2 separate regions of the Homo sapiens genome follow, and region 2 is linked to region 1. The links are chromatin contacts, found by Hi-C or POLR2A ChIA-PET in ENCODE. All regions are on one chromosome and are shown on one strand. Each heading gives the region's core, a stretch centred on a gene start or an enhancer-like site at or near the end of the contact. The rest is flanking DNA. Distances are from core to core; before and after follow the strand shown.

The links. Hi-C counts contacts between places; a loop is a spot of excess contacts on that map. ChIA-PET counts read pairs that join two places held with the same protein, here RNA polymerase II (POLR2A). Pooled maps may share reads with other maps.
Region 2: a loop to region 1 is called in a map of Right ventricle myocardium inferior, with 2.8 times the contacts of the local background. The contact joins the enhancer-like site here to the promoter of SEMA5B in region 1. A Hi-C loop is called at or near these places in 8 of 168 maps with a recorded cell type or tissue (Right ventricle myocardium inferior, ascending aorta, cardiac septum and 4 more), 1 of 37 single-sample maps with no recorded cell type and 10 of 50 pooled maps. POLR2A ChIA-PET finds 5 or more read pairs at or near these places in 5 of 52 experiments (H1, HEK293, HEK293T and 1 more).

What each region holds. Positions count from the first base shown.
Region 1 is chr3:123,026,262-123,029,131 of GRCh38, reverse strand. SEMA5B (semaphorin 5B) reads left to right here and starts at 1,369. Exons shown (of 23, transcript NM_001031702.4): 1 at 1,369-1,668. RefSeq lists an enhancer at 258-765.
Region 2 is chr3:122,981,346-122,984,293 of GRCh38, reverse strand. All of the region lies in intron 1 of SEMA5B (semaphorin 5B), which reads left to right. Among named protein-coding and RNA genes, the nearest start is that of SEMA5B, 45 kb to the left of the region's middle. RefSeq lists an enhancer at 868-1,368. Within about 2 kb of position 1,438, at least 2 of the 41 ENCODE cell types and tissues checked have a DNase peak (open chromatin) inside an H3K27ac peak, as active enhancers do.

The sequences.
Region 1 (2,870 bases), core at 120-2,619:
GTGTCTCATAAACTCCCTTCTTGGATTCAGAACCACCCTTTCTTTCCCATTATCCTGTCAAACTGCTTCTTGCCATGGTCCAGGGGTAGGAGGATGGCAGGCAGGAGGTGCTTCTCTGGGGCTCTTAGTGTCTCAATTCTTCTGCTTTATCTGGGTTTTCCTTTACCCAGAATTTTATTATGTAAAATGCTTCACTCAGACTTTGTTCTAATTATCCAATTTTTGGCATACTCTAGAAAGTCTTTTGATATTTTCCTTCCTCCAACTTATCTATTTTTATTTCATAGTTCTCTTTGGTTATCTCTTAGAATCACACTTTCCTGGTTTTAATTTTTCAAATCCTTTGTCTTTCTCACTCGTTCTTAGGTCACCTTTTTTTACATTTTCAAATATATTTTTTGTTCAGCAGAGGGCTCCCTTCCCATCCCTCTTGCAGCCCGGGCAGCTAGGATTTGAAGCTTGCCCCTTGAATCTTTCTCTCCCGCCTTCTAGCCATCAGAAACACTAGATCACTTAAACTTGTAAACAATTCGGCCTCGCTCCTTGTGATTGCGCTAAACCTTCCGTCCTCAGCTGAGAACGCTCCACCACCTCCCCGGATCGCTCATCTCTTGGCTGCCCTCCCACTGTTCCTGATGTTATTTTACTCCCCGTATCCCCTACTCGTTCTTCACAATTCTGTAGGGTGCGTATTACTAACCCCAGTTTACAGCTGAGGAAACTGAGGCTTGGAGAGGTTCGCTCGGTATCGTACAGTTTGCAAGGTTAACCCTAATCCGGCCAGTTCTGGCTTTCCAGCCCAGCCCAGCAGCCTAGCCTCCCTCTCTGCCGCTGCAGGTTATAACGGCTCTCCCCCGTTTTACACGAGGTCCCTTCCCCTTCAAATCCACAGGCAGGAAGATCGTTCCGAACTGACGGGGCTGGGGAATGTGGGAGTCCGGAGTGGGGTTTGGGGGAGCTTCCTCAGGCCCTGAGTGTTGGGGTGGGCAGGCCGCGCCGATGGCCCTCGGGGATGTCACATTCGAGATGGGGTGACCGAGAACGGCAAGGCGGGATGTGGCAAACGGCGGCAAGTGCTCGGAGTCCTAGGTCTTGCCGCCGGAATGCCGGCCGGGGAAGGGGCTTCGGCCCACCGGGCTGGTCACCACACTCGGCAGGCCCGGGGCGGGAGTCGGCCGAGCAGCCGCGGGATGCAGGGCGCCCCCTCGCGCTCCTCCGCGCGCCTCGAGGCTGGCGGGTGCAGCGCCCGCCGCGGCAGGTCTGCTCCAGCCCCCTCCTCTTTTTCGCTCCCGCTCCCCTCCTTCTCTCCCTTTGCTTGCAACTCCTCCCCCACCGCCCCCTCCCTCCTTCTGCTCCCGCGGTCTCCTCCTCCCTGCTCTCTCCGAGCGCCGGGTCGGGAGCTAGTTGGAGCGCGGGGGTTGGTGCCAGAGCCCAGCTCCGCCGAGCCGGGCGGGTCGGCAGCGCATCCAGCGGCTGCTGGGAGCCCGAGCGCAGCGGGCGCGGGCCCGGGTGGGGACTGCACCGGAGCGCTGAGAGCTGGAGGCCGTTCCTGCGCGGCCGCCCCATTCCCAGACCGGCCGCCAGCCCATCTGGTTAGCTCCCGCCGCTCCGCGCCGCCCGGGAGTCGGGAGCCGCGGGGAACCGGGCACCTGCACCCGCCTCTGGGAGGTGAGTCCCGGGAGCCCCGGGCGCTTCCCCTGCGCGGGTTGGGGCTGCAACTTGCAAACTTCAGCAACTCGGGTGGGTATCGGGGTAGAGAGGTAGGGGTCCGGGCTCTGGCAAGTTGAAGCCAGGTAGGTGAGGCTGCGGGCGGGAGGACAGGGGGTCCCCTGGCTTCCGCGCCTCCCGCTGCCACCTCGGCTTGAGAGCCCTCATCGCTGCTGCGTTCCCGCCGCCAGCCAGCTTGGGTCCGGGTTGCACTGGGCCCTGCCAGGGCTGTGGTCGGCGCATCTGGGCTGCAGCGGCGATGGGGACCCGGGACCCAGGCCTGGAGAAGGAGACGGACGAGTGAGGCTGAGGGACGGAGGGACAGAGGTGCGGAGATGGAGGCTCAGAGAGGGCCGGCTAGTAAACAGCACTGAGGGAGAGTGCGGGCGGCGAGGCGCGTGGGAACGCGTGGCCCGCCCAGAGTGTGAAATCTCCCGCTCAGGGACGTCCCTGCTCCACCGCCGCCGCCTGCGGAGCCGCCGCCCGGATTCTTCCCAGACCCGCCTCCAGGACACTCTTGCCCTGACCAGGCCTGCGGAGCGTGAACTCTGCCCACCAGGCTCCAGGGGCAGTGGCTCAGGGCCCCGCACTCCCGGCTGGGAGGGTGGAGAGGGGTGCGGCAGCTGGAAGCAGGGACGCGAGCGGCGATTTCCCGATTTATGTTTCTCATGGTAATTTGTCTTTGTGGTTGGGGCTGCCCATTCACTTTCCGCTCACGTCCTGCGGGAGATCCAGCGAGGAGGGAGGGAGCGGGGGGCGCTCGGGCACAGAGAGGGATGCAGACGGGAGAGGGGATCGGGGACCCGCGCGGGGCGGGAGCCAAGAGGGAAGTGGTCGCCGGACCGGCGGAGGAAGAAGGCGAGGCTCGAGAAAACCCGGCCCAACGGAGCCGACTCCTTTGCCCACCGCAAACTTTAAACAAGGAGGAGGATCACCTGCAGCGCCGTTCTGGCCCCCTCCTCCCCGCCCCCGCCCCCCACCTCGAGCCCAGTCTTTGGGTAGTTCCGACTGCCCGCCGCGCCAGGCGGGAGTGGGCCGAGAGTCTGGATGGGGAGAGAGGAGCGCTGGATTCTGCCCGCACCCCTGCGATCCTGCCCAGGCTTTCTGCAGAGGGGCGGGGTGAGAGCAGCAGGAGCCGGGAGGGCGGGCTACCCTGGCATGCA
Region 2 (2,948 bases), core at 189-2,688, 45 kb after region 1:
GATTGGGGAGGTGAGGCAGACAGACCTGAGGGGAGAGTTCCCGCTGGACCTTCAGAGCCCGCCTCCAGCTTCCAATCCCTGAGGGATGGCCCTATGGCCCTATGTGAATGAGCCTACAGGGCCACGGCGGGGGGCGGGAGACAGTGAAGGAGAAGAGAAGAAGGAAGGTTACTCGGAGAATTATGGGCAAGCCCGCCATAGCAAAACGTTGTAGGAAGGCAAAGGCGGCCTGATAGCTGTTTATTTCTTTACTCCTCTGCACGTAGGACCAATGATGAAGCGTATGATGAATTTCCTAAGAGCCAAACTCTCGGAATGACCTGCCCTTGCTTCTTTCTCCTTCCTCCTCTTTTCCCTACCCCTTACCCTGTCCCTTACCACTCCCTTTCCCTCTGCTTCCACAGCAGGGGTAAGATAATCACAACACTAACATTAGTGAGCAGTTACTGAATGCCAGGCTCAGGTGAACTGGCCCTGGTCAAGCAGGTCCTGCCCGACTCTTAAATTCAATTTGGTAAACATCAGTAGCCTCCAATCTACCTTTTTTTTTTTTTTTTTTTTTTTTTTTTTTTTTTTTGAGACGAGTCTCGCTCTGTCGCCCAGGCTGGAGTGCAGTGGCGTGATCTTGGTTCACTGCAAGCTCCGCCTCCCGGGTTCACGCCATTCTCCTGCCTCAGCCTCCCGAGTAGCTGGGACTACAGGCGCCAGCTCTTTACATCATCACCCAAGTCAAGTAATAGGACTCTGTCAGCCATTCTAGAAGCTTCTCTGTGCTCCCCCAAAAGTAGCTTGGCTTTCTCGTGTGTCTTTATAGGTTTTTTTTACCACCCCGCCCCGTCCCCGCCCCGCGGATGATTTATTGTGCACAAGGTGAGGCTCCAGCTTCCTGAGCTCAGAACAACCCATAATGCATTGAACCTGCAGGAGAAAAAAATTAAGTTAGACTGCAAAAAGATTGTTCAGGATTTTAGAATACTAGAAATAAGTGACATGAGGACAGAGAAAAAAAATGAAACAAAACCCCCCCAAAAAAATCCTTGAGATGACTTAGATGTACTTCTGGTTGGAGGCAGGGAAATAAAGGAGACGAGCCTTGAAGATCACCCCAATGCCTGGAGCTGCCCCTCAAAATTGACTGGCCACATGCCCCTTGCCTCTTCTGACCAGCAGGAGGTTGAGGAGTGCTGCAGGTGGGGTTGGGGGAATGGACACCAGTGATCACTTCATCCCGCAGCCGCCCTGCCTGGCCAGCTGGGGTCGGCCTGGTGTCTCTAACCCTTCCTTCTGTGATCAGAGGCACGCTCTTCCTCCTGAAGTCTTTAATCCTGCCTCAGCCGGTCGGAGAGAGTGACTCTCGAAAGAGAGAATGACCAGCTGGTGGACAGGCCTGGGAACTGAGCCCACCCCATTCCCGGGTGACCAGGGCAGCCGAACAAATACACTCTGGCCCTAGGCCCGAGGGACATCAGGCAAGGTGCCTGGAGGAAATGGGGCAGTAGAATAAGAGGAGAGTGAATGGTCTCCCTGCTTTTTCTCCATTCAGTGTGTGGTTTCCATGGGACTCTAAGTGTGTTTACAGGCAGCAGACCTGGGGGGTGGGGGGTGGTGCATGAAGGGATCTGGGCTGCATGGCTGCAGGGACTAGAAAGGGAAGACCAGGGTTGGTGGGGAAACAGGAGGAGGGCTGGGGCACTTGAAAAAACCAAATAAAAAGTTGGCTGTTGAATGCTTTTTGCCAACCGTAGTCAATTCTTAATTATCCCCGTAATGGGCGGGAGCGGTGGCAGAAATCATGCAAAGTAGCAAACAATCCCAAACCATTTAAGCTACATGATTTTTTAAAAGAGAGAGAAGATTTCCCTTCCTAATAATGTCTGGCTCAGGCTGATATTAAATGAGGGAAGTATTAACAGTGAGCTCCCCAGGGATCAAGGCTAGAGCCAATCTTATTTAATGTGTTTATGAATTATTTAGCATCCACATTTCCTGATTTTGTGAACCAGTGCTGGGAGGGGGCTGTCAGTCCTCTCAGGAGCCAGAGGAAACCCTCTTCCGGAGACTATGCCCTCACTAGAGGAAATCCTCCACATGGGAAATGAGGAAGGGTTTGGAGGTGTCAGGCCAACCAGCTGCTGCTCATGGGACATGAGAAGTCAAGAGACTCGACCCTCCACCCTTGTCCTACCTGTGGCTAAAAGGAGTGTGGGTCTCTGCTCTAAAGCATTGCATGGCTCCCAACCTCTCTCTAAATTAAGTGCAGCCAAAGCCCTCCACTGTACGGTCCCAGCCTCTGCTCCTGTCACTCCAGCCCTGACTTGAGGCTCACAGCCTGCAGGGGCTGATGACCTGCCATGGTAACATGGCCAAACGCAAAGCACTTGGAATTATACCCAGACTTCCGACTCAGAGACTCCATCCATCCGTGTCACACCAGATCCTGGTTGCCTCCCAAACCCACATCACCTGTTTCTGGAATGAGACCCCCTTCTGCTTCTATCTACTGTCAGGATTCTGTCTATCTCAAGTGCCACCTCCTCTGAGAAGCGGAGAAGCCTTCCCTGCTCCAAAAGTGTTCTTTCTCTGCTCAAAAAACAGTGCCTGTGTGCCTCTCTCATGGCTTGGTTCAAGCTCTGCCTGTGTGACAGCCTCAGTGTTCTTGTCTCATTCTGCCTCCAGCATGCTGCTTTGTCCTCGGTGTGCTGTTCAGGAGTTCGTTGAGAAGAGAATGGGGACCTCCATGGGAAAGAGAGTAGGAAGTGAGTGTAGGAAGTTAGATCTGACTCTCATAGGCCAGACATGCTCTCAGGGATGTAGTGACCTTATTTCCCAATGGGGCCCTACCTGTTGGTTTTCCCAGGAAGCTGTCAAATTCGCCTGGCCACACATGAACCAAGGCTGGGGTCACGTCTTTCCCTTGTGGAACATGGAGCAGCCCTGGGACGGAAGTC